2 separate regions of the Mus musculus genome follow, and region 1 is linked to region 2. A link is a loop called in an ENCODE intact Hi-C map of the cell type or tissue named here. Cell type or tissue: heart. All regions are shown on one strand. Links, peaks and the distances in the headings refer to the core of each region. The heading gives the core; the rest is flanking DNA.

Region 1 (11,491 bases), core at 2,477-7,476, 88 kb after region 2:
ACTTTAAATATGTGTTTGGCAACATCAACGGTTCTATTTTTCTTTTTAATTGTACAAAGAACGATCCTGGAAATGGCCCAGCTCCAGACTGGAGGAGGCAAGGGAAATTTGGCAACAGCAGTTGAAGGCAGAGACACCAACTTAAAAAAAAAAAAAAAAAAAACTATATGTATCAAATGGATTTGAAATCTCTTTGAGAGAGCTGTGAGACCAAACTTCCTACTACCCTGAACTTGCTTGTGGTCAGCCCTGACTCAGGACTTCTAAAAGGAGTCTGATAGACTCACCAGCTTAGAATGGACACAAGACAGATGGACGGGTGTCCAGATAAAAATATCCCCACACTAATGCTGGACTGGATCTCGATTTCCTTCCGGCCTCAGTTGTCTTTCCCCTTTTTATCCTATGAGCAGCAAACAGAGGATTCTTTTTGTTGGTGCTGCCTACTGGGTGCCAAACTGGTATGTATTCTATCTGTGCACCTAACTACCAAAAGGATATCTTTATACCTGATTTCTATGTATGGCATCTGAGGCTCCAGGTGTCAGTATAATTCCACACCCCACTGCCAGGTCTGGGCCTCTATGCCCTCTGGTCCATGCCATCCTCTTAGCCTACTTTGGTCTGGATCATTGGGATCCATTCTTACGGCTGCTCAGTCAGCAGGCTTTCTGTATAGACAGGACCAATGGGAGGCAGGGATAAATAGTGGGACCTCCTGGTTGGGAAGGGCGGCCGCTGTTTCTGACATACATCCTATTAGACGCCTCTAGTTGTCCTTCCTCCACAGGTCTTTCACTTCCAGACATCACTGTTCCTTTATCCTGGTACCTGTTTTTCCTGTTTGGATTCTCAGAGATGAACTGCCCTTGGTAAATACAGATTAGCCAATTCATTAGATGTGCGATGGGGCTGCCTTCATTCTTTGATCCTCACAGTGCCCGTGAGAGGGAAGATAGTCACCATCTATTGAGCACTGTGCTGATTGCCAGACAAATGTTCTGTCACGAAACACTCGTAACGTAACAACCCTTGCTGCCTGGTGCCACCGGGACTCCCACTTGACAGATGGAGTCCAGACAGCTTGGGATGTCTGCCAACGTAGCCGAGTTACACATCCATGAGACTGGAGTCTAAATCCAGGTGTACCTCGCCCGACAGTCTGTGATTTTCCCTATTTCTGATGAATGAGAATTCAACCTCCTTGATTGGCTGCACTCTTTGAGCCCCTCCAGGGCCCTGAGATTCATCCTTTCAGGCTGCCCTTACGGAAGAGCTGCAACCCAGGGAGTTCAGAGATCCATTTGGTTAAGTATTTAGACTCCCCTTCCTTCCCCTCTCGAGATAAAGTCTAATTATATAGCCCAGGCTAGCCTCAAACTCTTCTCTCCTACCACAGCCTCCCAAGGGCTGGAACTACAGGAGTGCCGAACCACACCCAATGAACAGACTTATTGTCTCAGTTCTGCAGGCCAGCAAAGACAGCCACGTCACTGTGAGGTCACCCAATCTCGCCCATGTGTTGGGAGGGACACCTTCTCTAAAGGTTTTAGGGGAAAATCTGCCGGAAGCTTTTTGCCCCAGCTTCCGATTCCTTCTGTTTACTTCCTGTGTCTTCTCACATCTCCCCTCAGTGTGCGCTCTATGTGTGTGTTTCAGACACTTTGGTTTCACGTACGTGGGTGTTTTGCTTGCACATATGTATGTGTGTACGCAGCCCAGAGTAGCTCGGGACTCCCAGCAGTACCCCTGTTTCGGCCTGTCAAGTGCCAGGATTTAAGAGTCATAAGCCACCAGGCTGGGCTGACATCTCAGTTTTGCTTAGACAAGCTGGTTCAGCGATTCTCAAACTTTACCCAAAGAACTTGCTAAAATCAAAATAGCTTGGATGGCTTTTTTTTTTTTTAAGATTTTATATATTTTTATTTAATGTGTATGAATGTTTTACCTACACATATGTTCACCATGCGCATGCAGTACCTCTGGAGGCCAGAAGGGGGTGTTGGATCCCTGAAACCGCACTTAACAGCCAGTTGTGAGCCAGCATGTGGGTGCTGGGAAACAAACCCCGAAACTCTGCCAGAGCAGCGAGTGCTCTTAACCACGGAGCCAACTCCCTAACACCCCCTCATGGCTTTTCATAACTTTTTAATGGTAATTAAAAAAAAAATATATATATATATATCCTGACTCATCTGATCTAGAATATGAGGATCAAGCAGAGTGATGGTGATGCCCCAGACGCTGGACCAATAAAGTTTAAAAAAAAAAAAAAAATCAAAATCTATCCTACTAAAAATAAATGAATCCTAAATGAGATACTACTGCTTCCTAACAGCCTCCTTTCTTCTCGTCTGTAAAATGGTGATTTAATATTATGAGTCTGTAAGGAGTTTAATATAACACTTAATATACAATGAGATAATACACACTAGAGTTTACATGACTATAGGTGTTAGTACAAGGATGTAGGACAGGGCCTGTCATTGGGAAGTACTACACTGCTGCTAACTTTTCTCTCCTGACAGAATAAGGATGCTGCTATCTCCTATGCGACCTATGGCAGCAGTCTCTGGTCAGCCCTCAGGCTATGGCCATTAGTCCTGATAGATCAAGACCATTGTCTTTTCAGCAGAGTCTCTACACTCTCAAGCACGAACTGTTTGGGAAAGAAAAGTTGTTTTGGGCTATTTTTTTGTTTTGTTTTGTTTTTTATTTTGTTTTTTGTTTTGTTTTTTGGTTTTTTTTTTGTTTTTTTTTTTTTTGTTTTTTTTGTTTTTTGAGAGCAACCCCAGAGGTTGATAGCATACCTTCGGACGACTTGAGGGAGCCACAGGGTTGTTTGAAGCTGACGTGGAATCTGAAGCCTGGAGTCTAACCCTTGTTGGCCACCCGTACCAGTGCCAGTTTCGTTTCTTAGCAAGCGGCTTCTTCTTTCTTACCGGAGCCTCAGAGTTTCCGCCTGCTGAAGTACCTCTATTGATGGCTTTGCTGCTCCTCATGGTCCCAGCTGAATCTAGTAAGAAAGACAAAGGTTACTGTGGGTCCTTCAACCCTCCCAAGTCAGGGGCCGAGCTTAGAGCCTCCCCTCCACTCTAGATCTGGATATCTTTATTTTTATTATTATTATTTTTTTATTTGCTTTGCTTTTTGGTGCAAGGATTGAACCCAGAACTACATGCTGAAGAACTACATGCTGAGCTTTTTGTGTAGTTTTCTCTTCTATACTAATGGGCTGCGGCAAAGTAAGATTGATAAGAAGGGAAGGGGTTACAATGTTGCAATGAGGAAACCATCCCCGTTGCTAAGGCCTCAGGTGTTTTTTTTTTTTGTTGTTGTTTTGTTTTGTTTTGTTTTGTTTTTTTGCCACACCACTGCTAGATCTCTTCATTGCTCTACATCAGTAGACCTCTGTCTTTCAGACTCTTTGTTTTGTTTTGCTTTGTTTTTTGTTTTTTGAGACAGGGTTTCTCTGTGTTCCCCTGGCTGTCCTGGAACTCACTTTGTAGACCAGGCTGGCCTCGAACTCAGAAATCCTCCTGCTTCTGCCTCCCAAGTGCTGGGATTAAAGGCGTGTGCTACCACACCCGGCTGTCTTCCAGACTCTTAACCTCCAGACCTCACGCCCTCTCTCTCTTGGTTTCCATGAACCAAGGATGTCAGTTACTGTATTGACTAAACCTGGTCCTACACAAACTCTAAAGGGTGGGGCTCAGATCAATACATTAATTGGCTAGACAACTTCAGATGCCGACCTAGCATTGCTGCGATAAAGGCCAAGACCGAAGGCAACTTGGGAAGGAAAGGGCTTATTTGGCTTACGTGTTCCCAGGTCACACTCTATCAGGGCAGGAACCGAAGCAGGGATCAGGGAGGAACGATGCTTACTGGCTGCCTCAGCCTGCCCTTCTTATAGAACTCAGGATTTTACCCACCTGTCCAGGGGGCAGCACCACTCACAGTGGGCTGGGCCATCCGTGAATCAATCATTCATCAAGAAAATGACCTCCAGATTTGCATACAGGCCAGTTTGAGGGGTACACATTCTCCATTGAGCTTCCCTCCTCTCCAATGGCTCTAGTTCATGTCAAGCTGACAAACAACAACAACAACAACAACAACAACAAAAACCCAAAAACCTAACACAGATGCTATTACAATCAGAGCTATGCAAGGGAAGATATCAGGGTGACCAGACAAGACCATACGTGGGGCTATGTAGGCAAAAGGAAAGGTCTTTAGGATAGTTGAGCACAGGTGTAAATGATAATCAGGAATAATAAGCACAAAGCCCATGTAGGAAACAAACCTAATGGGGTGAGATTTCAAATTCCAAGGGCTCAATCTTTTCGTTGTCATTTTATGTTCTGGAGACATTTTTGTTTGTTTGTTTGTTTGTTTTGGTTTTGTTTTGTTTTTCGAGACAGGGTTTCTTTGTATAGCCCTGGCTGTCCTGGAACTCACTCTGTAGACCAGGCTGGCCTCGAACTCAGAAATCTACCTGCCTCTGCCTCTGCCTCCCAAGTACTGGGATTAAAGGCATGCGCTACCACTGCCCAGGGAGACAAAGTCTTTTATGTAGCTGGCCTAGAACTCAGAGATCCTCTTGCCCTGCCTCTGTCTCCCAAGCGCTGGGATTAAAGGCTTGTGCCACCATGCCAGCCCCAAGTTCTCAATCTTTGTAAACCTGGGAAGGCAGCAGCTAGGGGAATCTCAGAAACTCCACAGGAGGCCTCTCTTTTGTGCCATGTGGTTGAGTGAAGGGCTGCCCTCTAGCGGTTGTACAAGAGTTTAACTCTCACACTGTTAGACCTGGAGTGCCACACCACATGCTTAGGATTTATTTGACTGGGATCTAAATTTATCATTTGTTCTTGTTTTTCCCACATGTATTCAGTCAACAAGCATTTCTTCAATGTGGAGTATGTGCCAAGAAACATTCTGAAGGCTGGGGGTTAAAGCGGTGAGACTGCTCTTAACGTGTCCTAAAGTTCCTTAGCCCAGTGCCCTCCCTACCTTACCGGTATCTCCTGAGCCCCACCCTGAACCTCCCTATTTTCCTCTTCCCTTAGGTCCTGGCGCCTATCTTGCTGGCCCAGGTCTCAGCTCAGATGAGACTCCCAAGGTGTGAACCTTTTTAGTCTGCCTCCTGCAGAATAGAAAACGCTACGGAGGGGTCTGGGAATGGCAGGCACAGGCTAATGGCAGGCACATGCTAATGGCAGTAGTCCAGAGGCTTGGGCAGATGGCTCTTTGTGAGTTCGAAGCCAGCCTGGTCTATATAACAAGTTTCAAACCAGGCAGAGCTATGTAGTCTCAAAAATAAATAAATACAAACGGGGGCTAGCATTCTAAAATTAAAATAAAAACCCTGTTACTATCCACCTTTTTTTATCTTTTTTTTTTCTGTACACATTTACAGTCTCCTGAACTATAATTGACTCGATGTTTGTGTGTCTTTTCTACAAGAGTGTTGGCTGCAAGGGTGCAGGGAATTTTGTCCCTCTTGTGTTTCGAGGCAAGGGCTCACTCCTCCTTCAAACTCATTGTTTTCCAGTCTCCTCTATGCTGGGACTCCAGGCACGCATAACATCTTCGGGATCGACTTTGTCCGTCTCAATCACAAGCCTACACCCTGCCCTCGGTGCCTGGGACCGTGTTGGCACCCAATAGACGCTCAATAACCGCTCACTGAACTCTAGTAGCCCTCCGCTTGCTCTTTTTTCCAACAGACCTTTTGCCACCTTGTTCCAAGGAGGAAATAGGCCTCAGGAGGCGCCCAGAGGTGACCTCGGATGGCCTAAGTCAAGAGCTCCGGGAGCAAAGCCACAGGAGCAGCTGCAAAGAGAAGCGAGGCCTGACAGCGTGGGGCGCTTCCAGGAAGGCGAGCCAGGGGCTGGGGGCGGAGCCGTCGGAGGCGGTGCGGGGTACGTCACTCGCACGGACACCGCCCACCGCCTTGTGGGCGGGGTGTGTTCGTGGGTGTGGCGTATGCAAATAACCTCGGGTCGCCGGCCAATCGTGGAGCTCGCGGAGGTGCCGGCTTGGGACCGGACGCCGGTCGGCACGCAGGCTCCGGTCGCGGCCGCTTGGAACTTGCGGAGCGGTTCTGCAGCCAGTGCCTCGGCCTTCGGATCCGGTGCGTCCGGCTGCGGGAGACCGGCTCGAGTGGGAGGCCGGCGGAGGTGCGGCGCGGCCCGGCCCGGCCCCGGGGCCGCAGCCTTCTCAGGCGCTCGCCGCCAGCCGCGCCTTCGCAGCGTACTCCATGCATCCGGAGCCTGCCCCGCCCCCGAGTCACAGCAATCCGGAGCTTCCCGTGAGCGGCGGCAGCAGCACTAGCGGCAGCCGCCGGAGCCGCCGCCGCAGCGGGGACGGGGAGCCCTCGGGGGCCCCACCGCTGCCGCCGCCGCCACCCGCCGTCAGCTACCCGGACTGGATCGGCCAGAGTTACTCCGAGGTGATGAGCCTCAACGAGCACTCGATGCAGGCGCTGTCCTGGCGCAAGCTCTACTTAAGCCGCGCCAAGCTCAAAGCTTCCAGCCGGACCTCGGCTCTGCTCTCCGGCTTCGCCATGGTGAGCTCGGGCCTCCCTGCCCTCCTCCCCTCTTCCTGCTTCGGCCGCTCCCGCCCGCAGCCCCGACGGGGCCCACAGTTGGGAGCGGGCTGGGCGTGCCTGGGGTGAGGGGAAGAGCTGGGGAAAGCTGTCCTAGGCGCCGGAGGGGAGCCAGAGGCTGCTGAGCTGTGAGGGCGAGGTGGACGACCAGAGATAGAGATACCCACGCGCAGGTGTTTTTAGACGGGCACCTTGTCGCGGCAAAGAGGTTAGGGTTACAAAGAATGTTGCTTTCATGAAGTTGCTATGTAAGAAGTCTGCCCTGCATGTAATCAGGGGGACAAGAAGGATGCAAAAGGTCCAGCCCACTGAGGACAGGTGTCAGGAGATGAAGATGAGCTACATTGTGGCCGCGCCTTCTCGCACACCTAAGGCCGGAAGGTATTAACAAGACTTTATCAAATATTGGAGGGGATTTCCCAATACGTTCCACCTCCCCATACTCCACTAACTCTTACTCCCTTTTACACTCCCCACCCCACCGCATTTTCCAAGAGCCTCAGCCTAGGGGTTGAGTGCCACTCCCCACCCTCATTTTCTTCTCTAGAAACTTGCCTCTGAGTCACTGGGTGTGGGGGAGGAGGGTGGGACATGTTCCCCTTGAAAGGGCTCTTGCTTGATGAAGAGGTAGGCATATTTTCCTCCCCTCAAGTCCCAAGAAGGTGGTACGAAGCCTCTGCAGGAGGCGCCCCTGGAGGCTGCAGGTTAGGCACCAGACCTTAACTCTAGGAATACCTTCAGGCTTGCCTGTCTTGGAGTTTGCCTGGAGCTGTTATTATCTTTCGATGACATCAACCTACATCAGTGGGGTCTGCCGCCCCCCCCCTTCACCATCACGGCCGCCTCCCCCCCCCCCCCCCCCCCCCCCGTGAATTAGCTAAGCCTTTGGCCTTGAGGAAGGGAGTGGTTGGCACCCTTGGTTTTCTTGGGAAGGGAGTGTTGTCTGGGTCTCTCCCTGTCGCCTGCAAACAAGTGGATCAACACAGTTGTGAGCCCGGATGCTTTAGAAGCCCACAGTGCACTAGGCCAGAGAGGAAAGGCCAGGAGGTGTGATATAAATTACCCTTCCCAGCTCTGCCACTTGCTGCTTGCCTGTATGACCTCAGGCAAATCAATCTCTCTCTCTCTCTCTCTCTCTCTCCCTCTCTCTCTCTCTCTCTCTCTCTCTCCCTCTCTACCTCTCTCCCTCTCCCCAGATCTTGATTTCTTAAATGGCAGATTAAAAAAAAAAACCTTAAAACCGACTTTAAAAAATGATGTTGGAGGAGGAGCCCTTTAAAGAGGTGAAAGTGAGTTGGCTTATAATTATAGTACTCAGGAGGCAGAGGCAGGAGGATTGCCCATGACTTCAAGACCTGTCTGTTCTACACAGCTAGTCTGGTAAACAGGACTTGAACCTGGGTCAGCCAGTGTCTAGGTCTTACTTAAGACATACCACAGTGCTATGGGCAGTTTCCAGCCAGGGCCAGGTAGCTCCAAGCCAAAGGGAATGAGAAACAAAGCCACACAATGTTTCTTTGGAAGTTAAAGAGAAAGTTTTACACTTTAGGGGAGGGGGTATCACGTGTTTATGGCTTGTAAATTGTAACTTCTTAGACCCCAGGAGAGGTGAGGGTCAGATAGGGGGTCCTTTCCTACCCTCTCCTTTTCTCGTTCTCCTCTGCAGAAGGTCAAGCCTCCACTAAAAACATGGAGGAGGTTAGAAGGCTGGGGTAGCTAAAACCGGTGGATGGGCATGGGTGCATCCACACTGTCTGTCCTGGGAATCTTGTTTGCACAGCCTGGGTAGAGTAGGCTCCTCAACTCCAGGATGCCATCCTTTAAATTGTGCAGACTTACGAAGGGTTGAGGTCCAGGACTGCCTCCCTTCTGAGCCACAGTTTCAACTAAGCACTCTGCTATGAAGCTGGACTTCTAAGAACTCTGGATTCATTGTCTGAGGTCTCCTGATGCTCTGCCCCCACTGCCGACACCCAGCCCCTTGAGTGAGCCTCAAGAGAGGAAGGGGGTGCCTGGCCACCCTCATGCCATGGTAACGGAGTGACAAGTTTCCTGGATTACTCTTCTCTTGGCTTGTGAGTCAGCACAGCCAACTTCCTGCCCCCAGAGGGCTTCCTTCCTACAAACCTGGAAAAGTAGAGGAGCTGACCCGACCTTTGCCCCTCCAGTGTTAGCCAGGTTGCCTGGAATGCCAAATTCACCTGCTTATCCCTAAAGTGAGCGTGAGGGAGAGTCTCTCAAAAGGCCTGGTGGAGATCAAGCCAATCCTAACTTCATGATGAAAGGGTGTAGGCCAGGTGCCTGTAACACATTGAGGATAAGCGTCTTTGAGGTTAGTTTTCTCCTGTGTAGAGATGGGCAGATCTTGTTCTCTCCTTGACTTGTATGAGGGTTCCTTACGAGGGCCCATGGGGAGCTGAGGGATTTCAGGACCTGATGCTGTATCTGGTCTGCTGGTGGGACTCTACAGATAGAAAACGAAGGGAACCCGAATCTAGGTTAGATGTGCATTTTACAGTGTCCCTGGAGCCAAGAGTATCCCTTGGGCAGGTGGTAGTATACATCTTTAAACCCAGCAATTCAGGAGGCAGAGGCAGGCAGATCTCTGAGTTCCAGGCCAGCCTGGTCTCCAGAGCAAGTTCTAAGACAGCCAGAGCTACACAGAGAAACACTATCTTAAAAAACAAAAGTTTCCTTCAGAGCCTACCTTTAGGCTGTCTGTCCCTAAGGTTACCACAGCCTGGGCCTGACCCTGTCCCTGTACAGGACAAAGGTGGTCATGCATGGGAGGCAGGCTGTAACATTAGCCTAAGCAGACGATAATTGGGAAGGTCAGTCTGGTGCGGTAAACAAAATGCCTTCCACGACCTGGGATCAATTAGTTTTGGATTATCTTCCTCCTCAAGTTCTGCCCGCCAGCCCCTTTTTTGTTCCAGGTTCCAGAGCAGGTTCAGAAGTTGGCTAAGCTTTCTGGGAAAATGAATTGGAAGGAAGCGCTCCAGTCATGAGACATGATTGGGTGTTTTTGACATACCCAGAGATCAGAGTGCTGGGTGGGAGGTGAGCAAGAAGCTACTATTACCACTCGGTACTAATCCCCGGAAAGGAGGGTTAATGCTGGAGTCGATGGGCCTCTTGTACCAGGCTAGCAACCGTGGAAAATGCTTCAGAGGGGTCCTCCTGTCATCTTCCTTCCAAGCATGGTTGTGAATGACATGCTGCAATTTAAGTCACTGGCTCCGGAAGCCATTATAGCCCTCTGGGTGGTCCATGTTGGAAAGCAAGCCTCAGAGAGTGGCAAGGACATAGAGCCCAGAAGCTCTAGGGTAGCAAAATGGGAATGGGCACATCAGCTACCCAGGTGCCAGTGTCAGCCGGGCTTCTTCAGGCTGTAAAAACTGGGGGAAGTTGCTTAACCTCTTGGGGTTCCTTCCCCAGTAAACAGCAACCAACCTCATTGGCTTGTGGATTTGTTGGGTTGGTATTTGCAAGTTATAATACCTGCCTAGGTATCTAGGGAACTTGTTTACGCTAGTTGCCATGGTGTGGGGGTCTGCTTTCTGAAGGATGGAAGGATTGTGATTCCAATGGAGCCTTGAGGATGGTGGAAGTGAGGTCCTGAGGAGAGCCTACCAAACTGGCAAGAACCTTCACAGTCAGTCGTGGGGTCTCTAGGGAAAGAGAGGGGGTCTGGTGTGACTGGCATCATGCCACACACCAAGTCACTCTGGTGGCTCACACCTCTAATCCCCGGCACTCGGGAGGCAAAGGCAAGCGGCTCTCTGTGAGTCTGAGACCCTGCCCTAAACAAAAGCCCTATGGTAGAGGACATTGAGGACCTCTCTAGGAAGTTGGAACTCTTGGGTGAGCAGCAGGGACCTATCAAAGATTATAGACAGGGGCCTGGTGTGAATAATGTAACAGTGATGATTAAAGCGGGTATTACGTAACTCTTAACTGTGTCCAGCATGAGCCCAGACTCCTTCCTTCCTTTCATTCTTGTTTAAACCTCACCGTAGCTCTTAAAAGTTTGAGAACCACACAGGAAAACCAGGGCTCAGAAAAGCCCTGATCACAGCTAGCTAGTAGGACTGAGTTCTGTTGAGTCTGACTGGAGCCTTTTCTCCCCTCCCTCCTTTTGCCAGTATCCCCGCCCCCACCCCTACCCCGAGCTGGTTGATAACCAGGCCTTTGGAGTCTGCCAGATGCCCAATTCTGCATGCAAGATTTGTACTCTGGGCAGTGCATAAATGGAACTCTCTGCTGAATATCCCAAGGGGAGGTTGATGTCTGCTCCGTCGAGAGAGGCCTTTTGTGAAACTTCACAAGTGCCTGCCTGCAGCACTTTCTGGAATCCTCAGCTGGGAACAGTGAGGGGCCCTTCCCTTGATGGGTCCCTGACTGGAAAGGAAAAGCCCTTTTTAAGTGGGCTTCCCAAGGCAGTGCTCTATTGATCTACACTGGGTAGAGGATAGTCTGAAGGAAAGAGAATATGAAGTTAAAATGTAAATCAGCTGCTTTCTCTCACAGACCCTATGAGGGCCTTTAATGTGCTGCTTTCTTGAAAGGGACATTTCAGACAGAGAGGAGGACCACGGGCAGTGTTGATCTGTTTTGTTTTATAGGTTTTTGTTTGTTTGTTTGTTTGTTGTTTTTGTTTTTCGAGACAGGGTTTTTCTGCATAGCCCTGGCTGTCCTGGAACTCACTCTGTAGACCAGGCTGGCCTTGAACTCAGAAATCCACCTGCCTCTGCCTCTGCCTCTGCCTCCCAAGTGCTTGGGATTAAAGAAATCCACCACTGGCTGGCTAAATTAATTACTTTTAAGTTATCATATAAAGTGATGGATTTCATTATGACATTTCCATTCGTGTGTTAT
Region 2 (5,000 bases), core at 1-5,000:
GGGGCGCGCATGCTTGTATGAGGTGACGTCACAGCGTGCTTATGCGGTTCAGAGGACTCTGTAGAGTCAGTTCTCTCTCCCCACCTTCACAACTCAGGCTGTCAGGCCTTTCTTTCCCTCATGAGCCATCTTGAGATGATCCTGGCGTTTATTTTCAAGACATTTTCTCTCATTTGTATTAGCAGACAGGAATCCAATCCACTTCTAACTGACTCTATGGACTATCCTGTTTGCTTGGTCACCGTCTGATTGACTGATTTTCTGATACAGCAAGCCTCAGTCTTCCAGCTCCCCATGGGAGGCAGCCAACAGCACAGAGGTCACCGGGGTGGCCCGGGTTCGAATCTTTGCCCTGGAACACCCAGCATCACTGACCCACAACGGCTAGTTATAAAATATCTTTGTCGACTATGTTATGATTTAAATGAACAAGGTCTCCTGCAAGCTCGTGCACGTCAACACTTTGTCCCCAGTTAGTGGCAGTTTGGAGAGATGACAGAACCCTTCCCTTCTTGGACTCTGAGGCCTACAGGGCAGAGATAGGGCAGTAAGAGTGAGGCTGGAGGCTTCCTGGCCTGAGCTCTCTTCTCAGTCCTGTCTGCTGCCAAGGCACAGCAAGCTGAGCTGGTGGCTTCTGTCACCATGCCTCCCCTGCCGCTATCAATGAGCCTCTGATGCTGCAAGCCAGGACATTTGTCTCTCTGACTGATGTTGCTTCTGACAGATATTTTGACCAAGCATAAGAAGAACGACTGACACACTGTTGTATACCCAATATTGTCTAACCCAATAACTATGTATAACAATGACTAAAGAAAGCTTCCAGCAGGTAAAACTCAAGACATAAAGCTTCGGTCCCCTAAAGGACAGGCTAACAAGATACCTGACCAGAGCTCCCCCAAACCACCAAAAACCATAAAACAAAACAAAACAAAACAAAAAACAAAACTGACAAACCCCTCAAAACAGGGGCAGTCTGAAACACTGGCTAACCAAGAAAAAACAAAAAAACCCTGAGGAGGAAATTAAATGTTGAATCAGGGACAAAATTCTGGGCAACAAAAGGTAAATATTGCAGAAATCTGAAGAAATAACAAAATATTAGTTTTAATAATTGTGCCAAATGTATTATACTAAGATGTTAACATACTTGAGCTGTTTTATTTTTCTGAATTTTCCATAAACCTAAAATTTTTCTTGCTGGGTGAATGGGTAAATGCCTTTAATCCCAGCATTTGGGAGGTAGACAAAATGAGCTCTGGACAAGTTCAAGGTCAGCCTGATCTACAGAATGAGTTTTAGCCAGACTTAGTGAGATCCTCCCTCCACAAATAAATAACCATGCATTAAAAAAAGAAAGAAAGGAGGCCAGGAAGCGGTAGTCCACACCTTTAATCCCAGCACTTGGGAGGCAGAGGCAGAGGCAGGCAGATTTCCGAGTTCAAGGCCAGCCTGGTCTATAGAGTGAGTTCCAGGACAGCCAGGGCTACACAGAGAAACCCTATCTCTAAAGGGTTTCTAGCCCCCCCCCCAAAAAGAAGAAAATCTAAAAAAAAATAAGGTATTAATAAAACTGCTTTCTTATTTAAGGACATGGCTATGTATATCTGGCTGCCCTTGAACTCAGAAATCTACTTGCTTCTGATTATTATTATTATTTCCTTTTTGGTTTTTCAAAACAAAGTTTCTGGCTGTCTTGGAACTCTGTAGACCAGGCTGATCTCAAACTCACAGAGATCCACTTGCCTCTGCCTCTCAAGCGGTGGAATTAAAGACATGCGCCACCACACCCAGCTCCTTTTTATTTTTTAATTAAACACATTAGCTTTAAATTTTTCCCAAGGTGCCCTTGTATCCCAAATCTCCTGTACTAAACAATGCCAAGTTCCCTTCTGTGTACAGCATTTGATGGCCACTAGGGGGCACAATGGCGCCTGTCTTCCTGGGGTGTATTTTCATTTGTAAAGGCGAAATTTAGGGGAGGCTCGTAGCCTAGTGCAAGATTTTTGTCTCAGAAAAAAATGTTCCGGAGGGAATGATGTCACAGGATTCCTTAGGCTCTGCCTGAATTGACACATTCTCAGGGACCGTGGAGCACACAAACAGAATGAAGGCTGTGTGTCCTCGGTGTCCCAGCCCCCTAAGGACCACACCCTGTAAGCCCATGGCTCTCGCCAATCCCAGAGCAAGCTTCCTGCCCTCACCTGGCTCTTGCTGCTGGAAACTGCCCCATGTATGACCTACCAAAGGAACCTTGCCTCCCCCCATCATGCCAACTTCTCTCCAAGAATTTAATTTGTTAACAAGAGCTTTGGCCTCCATTGCTCCCCAGAGTGGGGTGTTAATCACTGGAAGCCCCTAGCCTATGCCATGACTAAAAATACCAGCACTAAGAAGGCAATGCCTGGCATTAGGATTGGAGCTCCAACAGTGGGGTTCATGAGGGGGCTGTAACAAGGCCAGAACTGCTGTTCTGGGGAGCACCAGGTGACAGTTTATTCGGGTCTCAGAACCCCTCCCTCTATTCCTATCTGCACCTGGAAAAACAAACAAAACAACCACTTCATCTGTAGTAGACTGCATTACAGTCCTCCCCATAAAACTGTGTTTAAGTCTTAACTCTAACTTCCAATACACGCAAACGGAAACTTCTAATCTTATGTGGGTAAGAGGTCTCTACACAGTAAGGTGAATCCTAGATCCTGGATTAGGATGCTACCTGGATACCTGATGCAGAGTCCTTCCCCCAGGCTCCTGAGGTTGCATAGGCAGGGGACAAGATTCTGTGATCACACTGGAAGCCAGCCAGCCCCCCTGGGCACTTACTTCCTGCCTTATAGCTCCCCTCTGAGGAGAAGCCTCCTTTGAAGTAGGCAAGAAGGTTTTACAGAGTCAACAGAGCTGGAGGAGGAGACTCTGTGACCCAGCACACGCAACATTCCCAAGATCCTGGGCCAAACTCTAAGCAAGAGAGAGAGAGAGAGAGAGAGAGAGAGAGAGAGAGAGAGAGAGAAACAAATCTAGATTGTACATCTCTCGCTGTCTTGAAAACTGGTAACACCAGAAACGAGGATCTTTAGAAGCAGGTGGGTGCCAGGGTGGAGAATGCTAAGTCCTCAAAAGAAAAAAGGCTCTGCCCGGTCGGGCAATGGTGGCGCATGCCTTTAATCCCAGCACTTGGGCGGCAGAGGCAGGTGGATTTCTGAGTTCAAGGCCAGCCTGGTCTACAGAGTGAGTTCCAAGACAGCCAGGGATACACAGAGAATCCCTGTCTCAAAAAACAGCAACAAAAGGCTCTACCCATTCCTTACAACATGGCTCCTCTAGCTCTCAGACCAGACCGGTAACAAAACTGTCTTCACCCCAAAGTGTCTGAAATAATATCAGCCCTAGCTTACGGAGAACTTCAGGCCCCTGCTGGGCTTTACATGTGTCAGCCGTGACAATGGATCACACCTTCTCCTATTTTTACCATGTCCCCAAGAACGTCAGCTACATAATGGACTGTGCAGGGACTGTGTGACCTGACTCCACAACTGTCCTTAAAGCCAAGCGACATCTGTTTGGACAGTGGACTCCTAATTTAGAACTGACATCCACAGCCCACTCCGAATTTAGGACTTTCTTCTCTCTCATGCTTGGAGTGTGATGCCAGAATACAACAACTGATCTCTAGGCTGCTGAGAAAGAAACACTTGGCCCAGCACGTTAGTTCGTGACGATAATCCTGACACTGGAGAGGCTGAGACAATACTGCCACAGGATTAGGACCAGATCGAGCTCTATATAGCCTGGGCTAGAGAGCGAGACTGTATCCAAAGAGTGAGGGAGTAGAGGTGAAGGGTGGGGGCAGGGGTGGAGGGTGGGGGGTAGGAGTGGGTGGAATAAAGATGGAAAGGGAGGGAAGGAAAGAGGGAGGGAGCTGGGAGGGAAAGAGGTAGGAAGGAAAGGGAGAGAAAGCCTTTTTAAAACAAGAAATGTGTCTTTCAGCCCTACAGCTGTGTAGCCCCTATAATTCCCACTGGCCCCACAATTCGATTGCAGCCCCACAATTCCATGCACACGGATATGATGGTTTTCTATACCATGATAAGGTGAGGCTAGCCAGAAGAGCATGGACTCAGGCCAAGAGGGCGGGGCATAGAGTAGTTAATGATGGTTGGGCTGCACTTTGCCCAATCATGGAAGCACCTTGCTTCATCCACCTACACTCTCGGTCATCCCTGCCCATGTGCTAAAGCCCTCCACAGCCCTGCCACATACCTGGCTATACTCTAGTCCCTTAGAACTGATCCGAGGACTACAGTCATCCTCAAATACTTACACACCCCTCTATCCCCTCTACCCAGAGCCACCACTCTCTCCGAGTTCTAGCTGAGAGCAGGGATGTTTCTAGGAGAGACGCCTTGCTAGCCAATCCCATCTTACAATTATTTACTTCGTCCCATGATTGTTGCTAATCAGTGTGTCCCCAAAATTCATGTGCAGTGAGAGCCCCAGGCTGTGACTATGGGGACAGTTTCAATACATTTAATCAATTTGACCTGAGTTTCCGCTGAATTCATCTGGGCCTGAATTTAATGGCTGGTGTCACTCATGGACAATATGGGTGGATGGGGTGTGGGGAGGGAGAGAAAGAGAGAGAGAGAGAGAGAGAGAGAGAGAGAGAGAGCGCACCATTATGATCTGTCTTAACCATGGCTTCAGGTGGGAGGGATATAACAAGGACTGCAAGCTGCCACAAGAAGAGGGAGGAGCCAAGGGCAGGCACTTCCTAGAGCCTTAGGCATAGGAATGGCTCTGTAAACATCTTCTTGCTTTCAGACTCAGCAGTCTCTTAGTCCCAGAAAACAACTGAACACACGGTGCTCTGAGACTGCAGTCCTAGGAAACTAATGCAGATGGTAACCACTCCCTAAAGAACAGATGAGAGCTGGAGAGAGAGAGGCGGGTAAGATCCCGGGACCAGAGAGGCTGGCCCAAACCAATGTCACTGTTCC

The links. A loop is a pair of places that touch in the nucleus more often than their neighbours do. Peaks named below come from ENCODE experiments on the same cell type or tissue, not always from the same donor. Only the 100,000 strongest peaks of a DNase experiment are listed, where the experiment ranks them.
Region 1: it touches region 2 in a loop (9-fold over the local background); 11 of 42 quality-filtered maps call a loop at or near these places.

Annotation. Positions count from the first base shown.
Region 1 is chr5:123,008,993-123,020,483 of GRCm38, forward strand. Orai1 (ORAI calcium release-activated calcium modulator 1) reads left to right here and starts at 6,082. Exons shown (of 2, transcript NM_175423.3): 1 at 6,082-6,574. The coding sequence starts at 6,266. Gm2479 (a long non-coding RNA gene) reads right to left here and starts at 6,035. Exons shown (of 3, transcript XR_387710.4): 1 at 5,735-6,035; 2 at 2,811-3,016. In heart, for the core only: CTCF peaks have their summits at 4,786 (motif pointing left) and 5,860; DNase peaks (open chromatin) are centred at 4,729, 5,089, 5,959 and 6,649; H3K4me3 peaks cover 1,980 bases; H3K27ac peaks cover 2,836 bases.
Region 2 is chr5:122,923,737-122,928,736 of GRCm38, forward strand. The region is part of intron 11 of Kdm2b (lysine (K)-specific demethylase 2B); the gene reads right to left. Among named protein-coding and RNA genes, the nearest start is that of Gm33118, 15 kb to the right of the region's middle. In heart, for the core only: CTCF peaks have their summits at 503 and 1,910 (motif pointing right); DNase peaks (open chromatin) are centred at 455, 1,925 and 3,495; H3K27ac peaks cover 1,583 bases.